Regions from separate parts of the Homo sapiens genome. Here region 2 is linked to region 1. A link is a loop called in an ENCODE intact Hi-C map of the cell type or tissue named here. Cell type or tissue: mammary epithelial cell. All regions are shown on one strand. Each heading gives the region's core, and the rest is flanking DNA. Links, peaks and the distances in the headings are about the cores only. Region 1 overlaps NT5C1A (5'-nucleotidase, cytosolic IA). Region 2 overlaps PABPC4 (poly(A) binding protein cytoplasmic 4).

Region 1 (8,329 bases), core at 147-8,146:
AGGCTGAGGCAAGAGAATCACTTGAACCCAGGAGGCAGAGGTTGCAGCGAGCCGAGATTGCGACACTGCACTCCAGCCTGGGTGGCAGAGCGAGACTCCATCTCAAAAAAACAAAACAAAACAAAACAAAACAACAAAAAAAAACCCAAAAACCCTGCCTGTTCTGCACGTGTATCCCAGAACTTAAAATTAAATTAAATTAAATTAAATTTTAAAAAAAGAATGAAGATTCAAATTGCTATGGTCTGAATATACCTCTCCAAAATTAATATGCTGAAACCTTATCACCAATGTGATGATATTAGGAGGTCGGGCCTTTGGGAGATTATGAGATCTTGAGGGTGGAAGCATATGCCACCATGCCCAGCTAATTTTTGTATTTTTAGTAGAGACGGGGTTTCTACTAAACATGTTGGCCAGGATGGTCTCAATCTCCTGACCTCGTGATTCACCCGCCTCAGCCTCCCAAAGTGCTGGGATTACAGGTGTGAGCCACCGCGCCCGGCCAAAAATAATGTTTCTTTAAGTGACCTATTGGAAAATAAAACTGGCTACTAGTAAGCACAAGAAAAAAAAACAGAACACATAGGCCTTAGGTCATGGATGAGCTTTGCAAGTTGAAAAGGGAGTGCACACGGGAGGAGAAAGAATTATGTCTGTGATTTCTTTATCTGGTGGTTACTCCTTTTTTTTTTTTTGGTTCCAGCTCCAAGCCACAGTCACATCTGTATCACATCATGGGGTTTTTATTCCCAAATCCAGTCCAAGACCATGTCAGAAAGTAGAGGATTCATTTATGGCACCAGAGGCTGGGGCTGATATCCAAGGCCTAGGAAGGAGGGGGTGTTAGGATGCCACCCTTCCCCCACCCCTGCCTTTCCCTCACCTTGGACATGGGCCACTGGTCATAAAACAGGACAAACAGCTCTGGGACCACTGGCCTTATGGACATTATAAAAATTTTACCATGAGACTAAGACATCTCAGAACACAGTTTCGATGATGTCCCCAAGTAGGTGACTCCAAGGCCCCTGAAGGAATGTTGGACAGGAGGTGTGGGAAGGAAGTAGATGAAGAATCATATTTCTCTCCATTCCTGGTGACTGGGTGGGGACAGGTGGGAAAGCAAGGGGACTTCAGGTTGGAGAATCCAGGAGACACATTCAAGTCTAGTCTTGCCACAGGGCAGAAGAACGGTTAACATAACCTTGGGGGCCCCTGGTATACCAGACTGATGGAGGTATAATAATATGTGGTAGCCAACCTCCAAGATGGCCCCTAATCATCTCCACTTCCTGATATTCACCTCCTTGCGTAGTCCCCTCTCACCTTGTATCAGGGTTTGTCTGTGTGACCAATGGAATATGCTAGAGGTGATGACATGTCACTTCCAAGGCTAGGTCATAAAAGATGGTGTGGCTTTTGCCTTGCTCTCTTGGATTACTCACTCTCAGGGAAGCCAACAGCCATGTCATGAGGACACTCAGGTAACATTGTGGTGAGGAACTCTGGTCACCTGCCAACAGCCATGTGAGTGAGCCATCTTGGAGGCAGCTCCTCCAGCCCTAGGCAAGCCTTCCATTGACTGCAGCTCCACCTGGCAGCTTGACTACAACCTCATGAGAGGCTCTGAGTAAGAACCACCCAGAAAAGCCACTCTTGGATTCCTGCTCTGCAGACACTTTGAGGTGCAGGAAGACCCTGGGGTGTAGGAAGACCCTGGGGTGCAGGAAGAAGAATGATGTGAGGGCTGGAGTCTGAGTTATCCCCTTCTTCCTTCATCTCACATCCTTTCTCATCTTCTCTTCCTCCCTCTCCATCCCCACCCTTGGTAGTTCCAGATGGGAACACCGAGTCCATGTGAGGAGCCCTGTTGGGGGAAGCTTGCCTTCTGATGCTCTCAGGCTGCTGTCCATTGCGGAATCTCCCCTCAGGGTGGTCTTCATGTGCTGGGACAGATTCTACAGAAAGATCCCAGCACTAGTGGATGAATCGGGTCCCAGGCCTCTTCATTACCTACGTCACCATTAGCATTTCATGAGGGGCCATATGCCAGTTTGTGAATACAATTGTGGGGAAAAAACAAGACAACGTAAGTTAATTAAAACCCTCTCCATTTATTTGAATGGCTTTTAAGAAGCAGAAGCACATGTGGTAAAATTAAGGTATAGGACATGCATGAGAAGTGACAGGGACCCACACTGGCAAGCACTCAGCACCCTTTATCATGTGACCAGGTAAATGTTACAAAGAGCCAGACAGGTCTGGATCGATGGGGTGTGCTACTAGTAGGCCAAAGAGGGCAAAGCTGGGAGAAGTACAAGCAGTCTTATTCCCAGACAAGGGAAGTCACAAAGACGAAGAAACACATGCTCTAACCATTTACGGAGGCACTTAGGTTTATCATAACAAGCAACCCAGAGAGGTTGGGTGATGAGGAAGACTGAGGCAGCAAATGCTATCAAAGCAAAGGGCTTCTGACAGGTAGATACAAGCACATTATGCACACAGGTTTCATTTTTCATCGTATTCTATATCGGAGGTTATTGAGATGCTCTTAAGTAGAAACCAGAAGTTAAGTATATGTGCGCTATTACATTAATAAAGAAGTTCGTAGGCCGAGTGTGGTGGCTCACGCCTGTAATCCCAGCACTTTGGGAGGCAGAGGCTGGTGGATCACCTGAGGTCAGGAGTTCGAGACCAGCCTGGCCAATATGGTGAAACCCCATCTCTACTAAAAATACAAAAAATTAGCTGGGCATGGTGGCGGGCACCTGTAATCCCAGCTACTCAGGAAGCTGAGGCAGGAGAATTGCTTGACCCCAGGAGGCGGAGGTTGCAGTGAGCCAAGATTGTGCCACTGCACTCCAGCCTGAGTGACAGAGCAAGACTCCGTCTCAAAAAAAAAAAAAAAAAAAAAAAAAAAAAAAAAAAAAGAAGTTTGTACATACGCAGTTTTGAACACACAAAGGCTGAGCTAGGTCATCTCTGAGGTCTCTTAAATATCCATCACTGAGAATCTGAGTGTAATATCCTCAGACTCTCAGTGACTTGGGTCTTAAAAACCCAAGTCTCTGGGCCTGGGCCAGCGGATGCAAACTGGAGATTCAAGGGCCGGATCTCGCCTACAGAATATGTTTTATTTGGCCCAGATGGTGTTTTCTAAATTCAAAATAGTTGCCAACATTTAAAAGTCCAGATTCCCAGCTTCTCTTCAAAAATGGGGCGGACTATCCGGCAACCTCAGGCCACATTCCCATGTGGCAGCAACCATGGCAGACCACAGTGTTCTCCATTCTCAGTGAAGAACTGGCTTAATCCTCTCCACTCATTTATGTTTCCTGCCTCGCCCCTGTAGGCATTGGGGTTTGTGACCCTGGCCCAGGCATCCAGTCTAGGGTGACCTCAGTGATTTTCTTGGTGGCTTCTTGGTGGCAGTTAGCTACAAGACTAGCCTTGAGGCCTTTACCCTAATTCCGTGGCAGATGGCCATGAAGGCATATATTCACCCACAGGCCAGGAGTGTGGGAGTCAGTGACCCCAGTCTTCACAGCTTTGGTTTGCCTTACAGAGGCTTTCACTTTGCAAAGATGAGTAACTGAAAAGTTCCCAGCCACATTTCACTTTTATAAATGGAATTCCAAAGGCCTCTAGGGGATGGCCCATCAGGGAGATACTTCCCAATTAAGGTCAATGGTAAGTCACTTCTGGGCCACATTAGAACACTCAAGCAGAGGCAGGAATCTTTGCCTAGGTTGGGCAGGGCTGGTAGTGGGGAGGGAAGGCAACTTTCGTAGCCATGGCCATGAGATGACCAGGGCATCTGTATACAGTTGGCAGGTTGTGCAGGTGTCTAATAGGTACTACCCATGTCACAATACCAATGGCGCCCTCTAGATTTTTGCAGTGCACAATCTGCCCAACTGGACACGTTGGCCTTGGCACTGTTAGGGGGAGGGAAGAAACAAATGGAGATGATGAGGCAGGTATAGTCAAAAGGATTGCCCTTACACAGATTCTACCACTTCCTTCCCAAGGCTCAGGAGTAGGGGTAGGAGGCAGAGGGTTAGGAGCCAAGACTTTCTTGGCCAGAGGTTGGGGGCTGGTCTCGGTGGCCCCCAAGCTGCACATACGCAAATGCCCATGTTATGATGGAAATGGGTACAACTATCCTAGGGCTGGCCATCAGTATGTGGGTCCCAGGACACTCAGTTAACAGAGATAACCATCTGTACACATAGTGAGTACACACACACACACAGAGTCATTGGCTGAGATATCTGGCCCATTACACACACCCACATAAATACACGTACGTGTACGATTTTTATCCTGTTGCACAAACTTAATATGTGTGCATCCATACACACAATCACAGTAATTGCCGGCAAGAGCAATCGGCTCGTCACTCGGGCATATTTAGCAAACATTTCCAGAGCACCTGAAGTCCTTTTTGGCTGGCTAGAGCTAACCGTGGGGAGAGTCCAGCGCAGCACTAAGTCAGTGGGAGAGAAAAGTAAATCAGTGGGTAGAATCACTTGACTACTGCCAGCAGCTGCGTGCCGGCCTGCAGTGCCACCTACTGGCAGAAAGGAGGTGGTTTTGTGTTTTGCTTTAAGACTAGATAAAACCCGTGATCTGGGAAGCCGCCAGCCACACGATGCTATTCATCCACCTCCTTGTGTTCTACCCAAGTCAGGTGAGGCTCTGACATCCTCAGAGTTGCATCATATCCTCAGAGGATGAACATTCTGGGCCTTGCATGCCTCTTGGATAGCAAAACCCAACACCAATAGGGATGGCAAAATAGGTTTCATCTTTCACACCAGCTCCAGCCCGCTGGTAGTGGCTGCCTGGAATGCTGGATAGAGAAAGATTCTGAGACCCAGTCTGGGCTTAGTGGAGAAGAGTATCATGATGGCATAGCGACAGCAATGATGGCTGTAGATGGGGCGTCTTCCATACTGTCTGTTCTTGCAGTGGATCCTGGAAGCCTGGTAAATCTCTAAATTTGCAGAGTCCTAGAATTCTCCTGATCCACAATTCCATTATGAGGGGTATTTGTGTTTATTGCTCACGTGCCTTCATGCCACAAGAAACTGCCATTCCAGCTGTTACAGGAGTTTTCTCTCTCACTTGATCAGTAACTTCTGAACCGGCTAAAGTCCTCACGGGACCCTCTTCACGACGGACTTGTTCTTGCTTTCACAGAAAGTACATGGATGACCTTGTTGGCTCGGAGCTGCTGAAATCAACACTGGGCACTTCAATCTATCCAAAACTCATGTTTAGCTAATGCGCATCCACCTACTAGGCTGATCATTGCCTAAGAGGCCCCATGAGGAAATGAGTCGGGAATACAAAGCCATGCTGGACAGCCAGCTGGGCTCATCCCCAGCCAAGGGCCCTGCTCCTGCCCTCTCACTCATCAGCTTGGGAGAGCACATTCAAGTCAAATCAGTGCATCAACAAAACTGCAAATTACCATGAGCCATGGGTCGCTTGAAAATAGTCAAAACTTGGAATCTTCAGATGGGCATGGAGCCCCATGTCCCTTCCCTTTGGCAGTGGAGCCAGCCTCCGCCCACAGATGCATAGGTGGATGTGACCTGGCTCATCCCACTGAGGCATCAGCCAGGCTGTCTGCCTTGGCCCAGGGGTCCGCACATTTTTCTGTAAAGGGCCAGATAATAAATATTTTTGGCTTGCAGCCTCTGTTGCAACAATTCAACTCTGCTGTTGCAGTGTGAAATCAGCCATAAACATATGTAAACAAATGGGCATGGCTATGTTCTAATCAAAGTTTCTTTTATCTTTTTTTTTTTCTTTGAGACGGAGTCTCACCCTGATGCCAGGCTGGAGTGCAGTGGCGTGATCTCGGTTCACTGCAACCTCCGCCTTCCGGGTTCAAGTGATCCTCCTGCCTCAGCCTCCCGAGTAGCTGGGACTACAGGCGTGCACCACCACGCCCAGCTAATTTTTGTATTTTTAGTAGAGACGGGGTTTCATCATGTTGGGCAGGATGGTCTCGATCTCCTGACCTTGTGATCCACCCGCCTTGGCCTCCCAAAGTGCTGGGATTACAGGCATGAGCCACTGTGCCTGGCCCCAGTCAAAGTTTCTTTACAAAAACAGGTGATGGGTCAGATTTGGCCCGTGGGCCCAGAGTTTGCCAAACTCTGCATTAGCCCAAAACAGGGGCCTTCACACTGGGTTTCTCAAAACTTGGGATTGTTTGGAAGTGCTTCTGGGGGTTCACAAACGTTTGGCTCTAATTTAAATTATTTGTAGGTGTTTAGGAAGCTATAATAAAAGCATGCACTCAAATGTATTCCAGCATTTCACCATGCAGGAAATCAACATATTAACTGTCAGGTAAGTAAACTCCTTTAGTGAAGACCTCAGAATGGAGCTTCTCTGGCTATCTCCATGCATATGTATGAGCAGTATGACAAAATGGTTGAAAACCTGGGTCCTAGAATCAGATGGACATGAGTTTGAGTCCCAGCACTGCCACTTACTAGCTCTATGGCTTTGGACAAGTTACTTTGCCTCCCTAAACCAGCATGGCCAGGACACCACAAAACAGAGTAGACACTGGCCATAGTGCCGCTGCAGCCTCCTAGAGGCTGCATTGTGGGAAAATGGAGCGCTCACAGTGGAAAGGTCAGCTGAGGCCACGAGGAGACATTCAGGGGACTCAGCGCAGCATTATCTACCAACTGCTATGGAGGTATTTCAAGTTTTAGTCATCAGTTTGGCTGTACTGGTGCACACCAATTGAGTGTCATTATAATGCCAAATCCATCTTGGCTTTGAACTTCTTGCTAGTTTCTATTTTTTTCTGGCACATTCTGATATATCCCCACTACTCTGATTGGGCTCTCAGATAGGAGAGGGGGATGTTTTGCAACTGGCTGAGCAGTCTCAGTGCTTAGTAACAGGGCTTCCATTTTTCTGCTAAGCAGCAGTCCCATTGGCTCTGGGATTTTGCTGGCAGGCATCTCCTGGAACCAGTGTTCTGCAGGGCTTGTTGGGGAAGTGGTGCTCTCAGCTAAAGGGGTCCAGTGTTTCAGAAGCCGTGGCTGCTCCACCTCAGTGCTGCATTCCCTGGTTAGGCCTGGGACTTTGGTGTTCACCTGGCTTTTTAATTTACTGGTGAACAACACTCAATGTTCCTCATCCCTGGGCACCTCCTCACCTCTAAGACAATCAGAAGGCCCGTGTAACTGCTGCCTAAGACTGCCCCTCAGATTTCTGGCTTTTTATTCCAGTGACTGAAAGCTTTTTTCCAGGCCTGAGATGCTCATTTGTGATTTCAATAATAGAATTTAGACTCTTAGTGTTTCTCCATTGCCCAGGGCTGTCTGTGTCTATTAATGATGGCTCCAGTGAAATCCATGGCTTTTACTGCACCTTATCTTTCTGCTTCCAGCATCATATTTTCCTGCTTCCTGAGAGACATGGAATCATCAGTGGTGTTCATCACCAGGCCCTGGGGGCAAGACCACACAGGTCCCAGAATCCCTGCAGTTTTTCTTAATTAGGTGACATCTGGTGCCGTCCCCAGTGCACAGGTCCACCCTGGTCAGTCAGCCTGTTGCCATGCTGTGAGCCTGGGCTGTGCCCGGCCTTGTAGGCTTCTTGCAGTCACTGGTTCTGTGAGCCTTGGAGGCTCTTCCACGGGGGTGATTCTGACCCCTGGGAGTGAGAAGGAGAGGGCCTTTCTGCAGTTCAGCCAAGAATAAAGGAGACTCAGGGCTGAGCTCCCTCCTTCACTTCTTTTTTGTTTCCTTGAGGTTGTTCTTGGCCCTCACAGTACCTCTGTCTAGGCTTGGAGCTCTGGAAGTAGACACAACCCGGGTCTTCTGCCCCAAGGCCTCCTCTGTTAGCCAGAAGGATCCTGGCTGTGCAGTGGAAATGACCTCGTGCAAAGACATTATCATATGCCCTTCCAGGGGCAATAATGCCAGTGTCCCCTGATAAAGCAGTCACTGTGGGTATCTGTCCCAGTCACTCCACACAGCCATACCCTTCCTCCCTGGGACCAGCCTCATGGAGACCTCTGACAATGACAGTAAAAACTCAGCCCAGCCTTTCTCTTCTGGCCCAAATCGTTGCTCATTTGAGAACCGTCTCTGCCTTCTCACTTTGTTCTCCTTCCTGGAATATCTTTCTGCATCTCTTACCCTGCCCCACACTGCACAGAACCTGTGCCCTTTCAGACCCTGAGCTGAGTCCCCAGAAGGACAAAGATCAAAAACCCCAGGGTGTTCTCTTCCCCTATTTCCTACCACCACATCTCCAGGCTTCTGCCCCTCTCATGATA
Region 2 (8,329 bases), core at 53-8,052, 94 kb before region 1:
TTCATAAAACTCAGGGATAGGCTGGGCACAGTGGCTCACACCTGTAATCCTAGCACTTTGAGGAGGGTGGACTGCCTGAGCTCAGGAGTTTGAGACCAGCCCGGGCAACATGGTGAAACCTCATCTCTACTAAAATACAAAAAATTAGCTGGGCGTGGCAGTGTGTGCCTGTAGTCCCAGCTATTCGGGAGGCTGAGGTAGGAGAACTGCTTGAACCCAGGAGGCAGAGGTTGCAGTGAGCCGAGATCGCGCCACTGCACTCCAGCTTAGGCAACAGAAAGAGACTCCGTCTCCATTAAAAAAAAAAAAAAAATCAGGGATAGAAGGGCTCCTGAATGCATTAGTCTTACTGTTGTAAGATATGAAGAGGCCAGGTGCAGTGGCTCACACCAGTAATCACAGCACTTTGGGAGGCTGAGGCAAGAAGACCACTTGAGCTATGATCAATGACACTGCAATCCAGCCTGGGTAGCAGAGCGAGACCCCATCTCTAAAAAAAAAATATAGGTCAGGCGCAGTGGTTTATGCCTGTAATCCCAGCACTTTGAGAGTCCAAGGCAGGCGGATCACGAGGCCAGGAGTTCAAGACCAGCCTGGCCAACATAGTGAAACCCCATCTCTACTAAAAATACAAAAAAAAACTAGTTGGGCATGGTGGCAGGCGCCTGTAGTCCCAGCTCCTGAGGCAGGACAATCGCTTGAACCCAGGAGGCAGAGGCTGCAGTGAGCCAAGATCACGCCATTGCACTCCAGCCTGGGTGACAAAGCAAGACTCCATCTCAAAAATAAATAAATTAATTAACTAATTAAAATAAAATAAAATTCAGTTGTACCACTATAGAACGTAAAACCTGAAGTTGCTTTCCAAGCACTTTGATGACCTTTGTTTATAAAACTTACAGAAATAGAAAAAGTTGTTGGTCTAACAATTATTAATTCCAAAAAAGCTTTAATTGTGTATAGAGCATTGATCTTACCATTGGGTCAGGTGACTACTAAAGAAGGGAGCATCATAGTCTTCGTTCCCAGGAAAAACTTATTTTAGCTGGGAGAGACCAAGAGTAGTAGGAATTACTACTTTATAAAACTCAGGGATAGGCTGGGTGCGGTGGCTCACACCTGTAATCCTAGCACTTTGAGGCAGGCGGACTGCCTGAGCTCAGGAGTTTGAGACCAGCCTGGGCAACATGGTGAAACCCCGTCTCTACTAAAATACAAAAAATTAGCTGGGCATGGCGGTGTGTGCCTGTAGTCCCAGCTATTCGGGAGGCTGAGGTAGGAGAACTGCTTGAACTCAGGAGGCGGAGGTTGCAGTGAGCCGAGATCGCGCCACTGCACTCCAGCCTGGGTGACACAGACAGACTCTGTCTCCATAAAAAAAAACAAAAACAAAAACAAAAAAAACTCAGGGATAGAAGGGCTCCTGAACCCGCTAGTCTTACCGTTGTAAGATATGAAGAGGCCAGGTGCAGTGGCTCACACCTGTAATCACAGCACTTTGGGAGGCTGAGGCAGGAAGACCGCTTGAGCTATGATCAATGACACTGCAATCCAGCCTGGATGACAGAGCAAGACCCCGTCTCTAAAAAAAAAAAAAAAGCTGGCACAGCAGCTTACATCTGTAATCCCAGCACTTTGGGAGGCCAAGGCAGGCGGATCACGAGGTCAGGAGTTCAAGACCAGCCTGGCCAACATAGTGAAACCCCGTCTCTACTAAAAATACAAAAAAATTAGTTGGGGGTGGTGGCAGGCACCTGTAGTCCCAGCTACTTGGGAGGCTGAGGCAGGAGAATCGCTTGAACCCAGAAGGCAGAGGTTGCAGTGAGCCAAGATCGCTCCACTGCACTCCAGCCTGGGTGACAGAGTGAGACTCCATCTCAAAAAAAAAAAAAAAAAAGAAAAAAAAAATGATTTGAAGAACTGAAGGCTCAGTGAGTTTGTGTCCACACAGAAAGTCAGTAGCAGAACTGGGTCTAAAATTCCTAACCTAGAAAATAAAAACAAAAGATCAAATAGAAACTTGCACTGTAATTGTGATACCAATTGAAGAAAAACTTAACCAGGTAAGCAGAGGCCAAGGCTTCACTGCTGAGGCTGAGCTTCCCTGCTACACTCTGCTATTTAACAGCACAGCCGCCAGGAAGGGAGTTCGGGTGGGCAGATAAGGTAGAGTACACCTAACCAGCAGGTGATGTGAAACAAGAACCAAACGTTAAAATTTTTTTTCTAAGAGCTAGGCGCGGTGGCTCACGCCTGCAATCCCAGCACTTTGGGAGGAAGAGGCGGGCGGATCACGAGGTCAGGAGATCGAGACCATCCTGGCTAACACACGGTGAAACCCCGTCTCTACTAAAAATCCAAAAAACTAGCCGGGCGTGGTGGCAGGCTCCTGTAGTCCCAGCTACTCGGGAGGCTGAGGCAGGAGAATGGCGTGAACCCGGGAGGCGGAGCTTGCAGTGAGCTGAGATCGCGCCACTGCACTCCAGCCTGGGTGACAGAATGAGACTCCATCTCAAAAAAAAAAAAAATTTTATTCTAAGACTACCCTCCTGATTCTTACTATACACTTTTTTTTTGAGACGGAGTCTCTTTCTGTCACCCAGGCTGGAGTGCAGTGGCGCGATCTCGGCTCACTGCAAGCTCCGCCTCCCGGGTTCACGCCATTCTCCTGCCTCAGCCTCCCGATTAGCTGGGACTATAGGAGCCTGCCACCACGCCCGGCTAATTTTTTGGATTTTTAGTAGAGATGGGGTTTCACCGTCTTAGCCAGGATGGTCTCGATCTCCTGACCTCGTGATCCGCCCGCCTCTGCCTCCCAAAGTGCTGGGATTGCAGGCGTGAGCCACCGCGCCTGGCCTTTTTACTATACACTTTTTATATTAAATGATGAGAAATCAAAGCCCCCAAATGGTTCCAACTTAAAGTCTAACCTCAAATCCAACAGATTTTTTTTTTTTTTTTTTTTTTTTTTTTTTTGAGACGGAGTCTGGCTCTGTCACTCAGGTTGGAGTGCAGTGGCGCGATCTCAGCTCACTGCAAGCTCCGCCTCCCGGGTTCACTCCATTCTCCTGCCTCAGCCTCCCAAGTAGCTGGGACTACAGGCGCCCGCCACTACGCCCGGCTAATTTTTTGCATTTTTAGTAGAGACGGGGTTTCACTGTGTTAGCCAGGATGGTCTCGATCTCCTGACTTCGTGATCCGCCCGCCTCGGCCTCCCAAAGTGCTGCGATTACAGGTGTGAGCCACCGCGCCCAGCCAGATTGTTAATTTTTGTAAATTTCAACCCATAGCCACACCATCATCCTAGCTCTGCTGTCCTCAGAACCTTCCTATTCCATCTCCAAGATCACCACCATGCTGACCTAGAGAGACATCCCCCTGAAATTCATTATATACCAGCCATACACAGAATGCTCATGACTTAAAATTTTTTCCTATTTTCCTGGCATCAGGAATCTTAAGAGGGACTTTTCAGTGTCACCTGTTTCATAATACAGCAGAATCAGAATATCTGTGATGTTTCCAAAAGGAATAAAAGTAGCACAAAGAACTGTCCTTCACCCCCTTTGCAGATACCAAGAGCATTCTGAATCAATGTCTCCACACTTTTGGTGCAGTTGCTCCAACACCTTGTTAACATGAGCACAGGGAGGAGAGGAAGGGAGGGGTCCCAATACTCTTCTGGGTATAACAAAACCACTTGTGAGATACACTCCTCTCCCTATCCCTCTTCTGACCTACATTTTTTGCCCTGGTTTATGGTGACAATTTCCTGAATGGGATCGCCTTCTTTTTCTCTCCTCCGTTATCCCAAGAAAATACAAATACGATTATATTACTCTTCTGGTTGGTATTCTTCAAAAGCAGTCCAATGGCCAACGGAGAAAAATCCACATTTCTTAGTATAGCATATACTAAGTATGGCCAGACTCTGGGTTTTGACTCTCGCTGCTTGTCTCCATTCAGGCAACAGCCTGGCTCCCACCTTGGCTGCTTGGTTAACTTTGCATCTTTCAAACCCATCTCTGGACTCAGAGCATCCCGAAAGTTTACCCTCACCTCTCCGGATGGGGCGGTCATTCCCCAGTCTGGTTTCAACATCACCGTCCATCATACAATCGCCATCACAGCATTCACCAACTCGTGCAGTGAGGCTGTTCTCGTAATTTCCCAGCTATTCTGGGACCTCCTTCCTCTAATGGACCAGAGCTGTGGAGTTTGTGGAACGAACGAATGAGGGCTGACGTCACGGTAGCAGATCGCAACCACCACTCTGGGTCCAGGGTCAGAAGGGGTAGGGAAAAGGGATCTGGGCAGCTCTAGCAGGCACCACTCACAGGTCGAGAGCGTGAAGCACCACAAGAGACCTGGCCCAGGATGCGTAGGGCCATGGGTCCGCACCCCGCCCACTCTGCCCACCCCCAGCTCAATCTTGGCACTGCCTGCGAGGACCCTGCCTTGCTCCACACCACCCTACCCTTTGTGAACCCTCTCGGCGGCCGCCATCTTGCTTCCAGCGCTTCCGCCGGAAGCCCGCACCGTGCCCCACCCCATCCGGCACCAGATTAAGGAAAGAAGGGGCCGTCCGGAAACAAGGACATCTCCTTTAGATCTGTTAAGGTGACACCAGATTTTTTTTTTTTTTTTTTTGAGACGGAGTCTCGCTCTGTCGCCCAGGCTGGAGTGCAGTGGCGCGATCTCGGCTCACTGCTAGCTCCGCCTCCCAGGTTCACGCCATTCTCCTGCCTCAGCCTCCCAAGAAGTTGTAACTACAGGTGCCCGCCACCACGCCCGGCTAATTTTTTTTGTATTTTTAGTAGAGACGGGGTTTCACCGTGTTAGCCAGGATGGTCTCGATCTCCTGACCTTGTGATCCGCCCGCCTCGGCATCCCAAAGTGCTGGGATTACAGGCGTTAGCCACTGTGCCCAGCCGAGGTGACACCAGATCTAAAGGAGCCTGCCAAGAGGGATGAGCATTCTAAGGACTGCCTGGATGGGGCACTAAGGAAGCACCAAGCAAGCTCCAGGAGGGAAAGCAGGCAAGGCTGGAGCCGCAGGGAAAGTAGGCTGCAAAGGGATGTGATCTTGGCCTTTAGGATGTCATTTTACTGTCACTTTGAACATCAAAGAAACCACAAGCACTGAAGACTTCAGCACCATTTGCTATAGTCACAGACCTCCCATTTTCCCTGCTAGGGGAAAACTTGGTTGCAGAATCTGGGGAACTGGATCCGCTGACTCGAATGCAGCATAAACTGACTGCAGGAAATAAGAGGGGACAGGACACACCCCAACCGAGTTCAGGAAGGGAAGGACGGGGCTCAACTAACCAACTGGGATCTGCAGATCTCACCGTATGTCCTTGGGGTGTGCGCCAACCCCACTCTGCCCCAGATTTTCCTGGGCCAGACCCATGGTCTGCTCTGACCACATCAGATCTCTGTTCCCTCTAAGTTAAATGGGGCTAATGTAACAATCATACTGTAACAGAACAGTGTGGGACAGGATCATATTTAACAGTTCTGTGTATCTTGCTAATCTTTGTCAGCTTCAAGTCAAGAAAGAATAAACTATCACTGGAACCAATTCACATCCTAAAGTTACTTCCAGTGAAAACCGGAATTCATAGAGTAAAACTGTGGTCAGAGACAGAGGCAGTTTTATGGAGATTTTTTTTCTTTATTGGGAAACGTAAGACTTGGGTACATCAAATAAAACCAATTTCTGGGGGAAAAAATCAAAACCCACAATAAAAAAAAAGTTAACACTGTCTGGGCCACAGCAGAACCCAAAGAACATATTCGTATAATTGAAAAATTCTAGGTGCTTCATAATTGACCTTTTGATACAAAATGACCTATTAAATTTGCAATTTGTAATCCTTGGTGTTGAGGTCCATAGGACAAGCTAGGAAGTCTTCAAACCTTGAGTTGAATTCCATAAGGGGTTATTTGGCTTTTGAATCCTGTAAAGAAAAGCACCAACACAAATAAATGCATAATCAAATAATTTAGATTCATTAACATATAGTGGATAAAGGAAGGTATTCTAGAAGAGAGTTTCTCAACCTCAGTGCTATTGACACTTTGGACATTCTGTTGGGTCTGTCCTCCTGTGTACTGTACAACATTTAGCAGCATCTCTGGTCTTTACCACTAGATGACAAGGCTCCTGAGGCCCTTGACAAGAGGGTCATGACTATGCCAAGTCAACCCTCCCAACACACCAGCTCTGGTCCTTACCATGTGCTTTTTCCTTAGCTTATTTTACTGTCTCTTCTTTCCCTATCTGGAGACACCTACAACCATCAACCAGTACTAGTTTTATTATTCACTCAAGCTCCTGCAGACAAAGTCCACAGTCCTCATGATAAGAAGTCACCTGCAACACACTCCGTGTAACTAACTGTACTTATTGTATTCCCAGAGCTAAGCAGTGAGCATATATACAACCTCAGGTCAAACCACAAAGACAATGCTCATAGGAACAATGCTCATAGGAACAAAAATGAAAATAGCCACACATACGGTTTTTCCTTGTCTAAGAGGTAGCAGCAGCAACAGCGCCCACCTTCTGGGCAGCTTCTTTCTTGGCATGATGAGCCTGTAGAACTGCTACAGCTTCATCCACCTGCGAGAAATCTTCAGGTGGTCAGTGAATCTAGGAGAGCTACTCCACCCCTCCCCAGTGCCCAGACCTAGTGGTGGACCAAAGCCAACTGTACAGATGATCCCTAGGCTTCTGGTGCTAACTACTTTCCCAAATACCCACTGCAGCCTCCAGTCACAGTCAAGGCATGACGAGAGGGGTCCTGGGGGCAGCAGATCCCACTTTCTGCTGCACCTGGGCATCCAAGTTTGCCCCCAGTCTTCCCAAGCTGAGAACTGAAGCTGCAGGGTCTGAGCCCCAGCTCACCTTGGAGCGGAGAGACTCGGGGGACTCTAACATGTGCAGCAGCTCAGAGTTGTCTATCTCCAGCAGCATTCCCGTGATCTTCCCAGCCAGATTTGAATGCATTGTTTGGATGAGTGGGAACAAGCGTTCTCCTATGGGGAGGATAGTTAATAAAAAAACAAATCAAATCCCAGTAAACAATGGACACTGGTGTCCTAGCTGGCATCAGGCTCTGGGACCCTCTTCTTCTGCAAGCAAGTGGGTCACTCACCCAGCATCTGCTTCTGTTCCTGGGGGGGTGCTGCAGCCAGCATGGAGGCAGTCAGTGGCTCCTGCCCCTGCACATGGACCGCAGGCTGGGGTGCCTGGGAACCAGGAAAGGCAGTGGGTTAGCACTGAGGAAAGGACAACACCTGATGGTGGTTGAGTGCCTGTTCAATATCTGAACATCTGACTATGTGAAAGAGGAGAGGAGGTGGCTGTCCTTGCTCTAAAGGAACTAATTTCAGTCCTTGAAGGATTGAGGGGTGTGTTGAGGAACAGAGTGGTATGGACATAAACACAACCAATTACAATGAAAATGGCATGCTATCAGAAAGCGAAGTGAAACGTAAATAATAAAACAAACCTATAGTGCTAGGCAAGCATTTTCTGACATTTCCTTAATACACCCAAAGTTACTCAAGAATGAAAAGCCTTGATATAAATAAGGGTAAACACTTGTATATAACCTTTTCCTGAAAATTAGTTTTCCTTTAGGGTAAATCTCAGTGCAGATTGGATCAAAGGGAGTAAATATCAACACATTTATAATTACATTCCACATCACCTTAATTCTACCAAATGTTTTTGTATCAAATGCTTAAAAACGGTCAACATGCAACGTCAATGCTAGTCAAAGCCTTGCAAAGAAAAGGTATTTTACATAGCATCAAGTTCTAGGAAATCCCCAACTTAGAGAGTATGAGACAGGACAGTTAAAGAGTAATCTCCTAAGCAGCTTATGGGCCTGAAGGCTTAGGGTGACACCTCCACAGCAAATTGCTATTAGGCTCTGAAACAAACTAGTTGCATCTAGAGCACAGGTCTAGAGACAGCAAGTTACAGCTTAGAAAATCTAAGCTCTAGGTTCAACCCCTTCACCTCCTACACACACTTTACATCTTTGAAGCTGAACATCCGATCTGTAAGTTGAAGTTATTTCCTGCATTAATGTACCAATCATCTTGCAGAGCAGCCAAGGATCCAATAGGTCATTGGATGCGGAAGTGACCTGGAGGCTCAAACAGCTGAATGAGCACATTATTTCGTACAAACAGAAGAGGAAGCACTGGCTGCCCGCTCTGAGGCATTTCTGAGTGAACTGGCATCAGGCAGAGCACTTTTAAGCCCCTTCTTTCCCACTAGTGAGCCCCTGAAGGGCAGGGACAGTGA

Evidence for each region. Hi-C counts contacts between places; a loop is a spot of excess contacts. Peaks named below come from ENCODE experiments on the same cell type or tissue, not always from the same donor. Only the 100,000 strongest peaks of a DNase experiment are listed, where the experiment ranks them.
Region 2: it touches region 1 in a loop (3-fold over the local background); 4 of 110 quality-filtered maps call a loop at or near these places.

The regions. Positions count from the first base shown.
Region 1 is chr1:39,649,132-39,657,460 of GRCh38, forward strand. It overlaps NT5C1A (5'-nucleotidase, cytosolic IA), which reads right to left. Exons shown (of 6, transcript NM_032526.3): 6 at 2,098-8,329. Among named protein-coding and RNA genes, the nearest start is that of HEYL, 14 kb to the left of the region's middle. In mammary epithelial cell, for the core only: CTCF peaks have their summits at 3,910 and 4,577 (motif pointing left); DNase peaks (open chromatin) are centred at 1,500 and 4,670.
Region 2 is chr1:39,555,157-39,563,485 of GRCh38, forward strand. PABPC4 (poly(A) binding protein cytoplasmic 4) reads right to left here. Exons shown (of 16, transcript NM_001135653.2): 13 at 7,167-7,260; 14 at 6,917-7,047; 15 at 6,529-6,631; 16 at 5,660-5,966. The coding sequence ends at 6,542. It also overlaps the pseudogene PPIEL. Among named protein-coding and RNA genes, the nearest start is that of PABPC4-AS1, 5.7 kb to the right of the region's middle. In mammary epithelial cell, for the core only: no CTCF peak of the experiment used is centred there; a DNase peak (open chromatin) is centred at 4,535; H3K4me3 peaks cover 901 bases.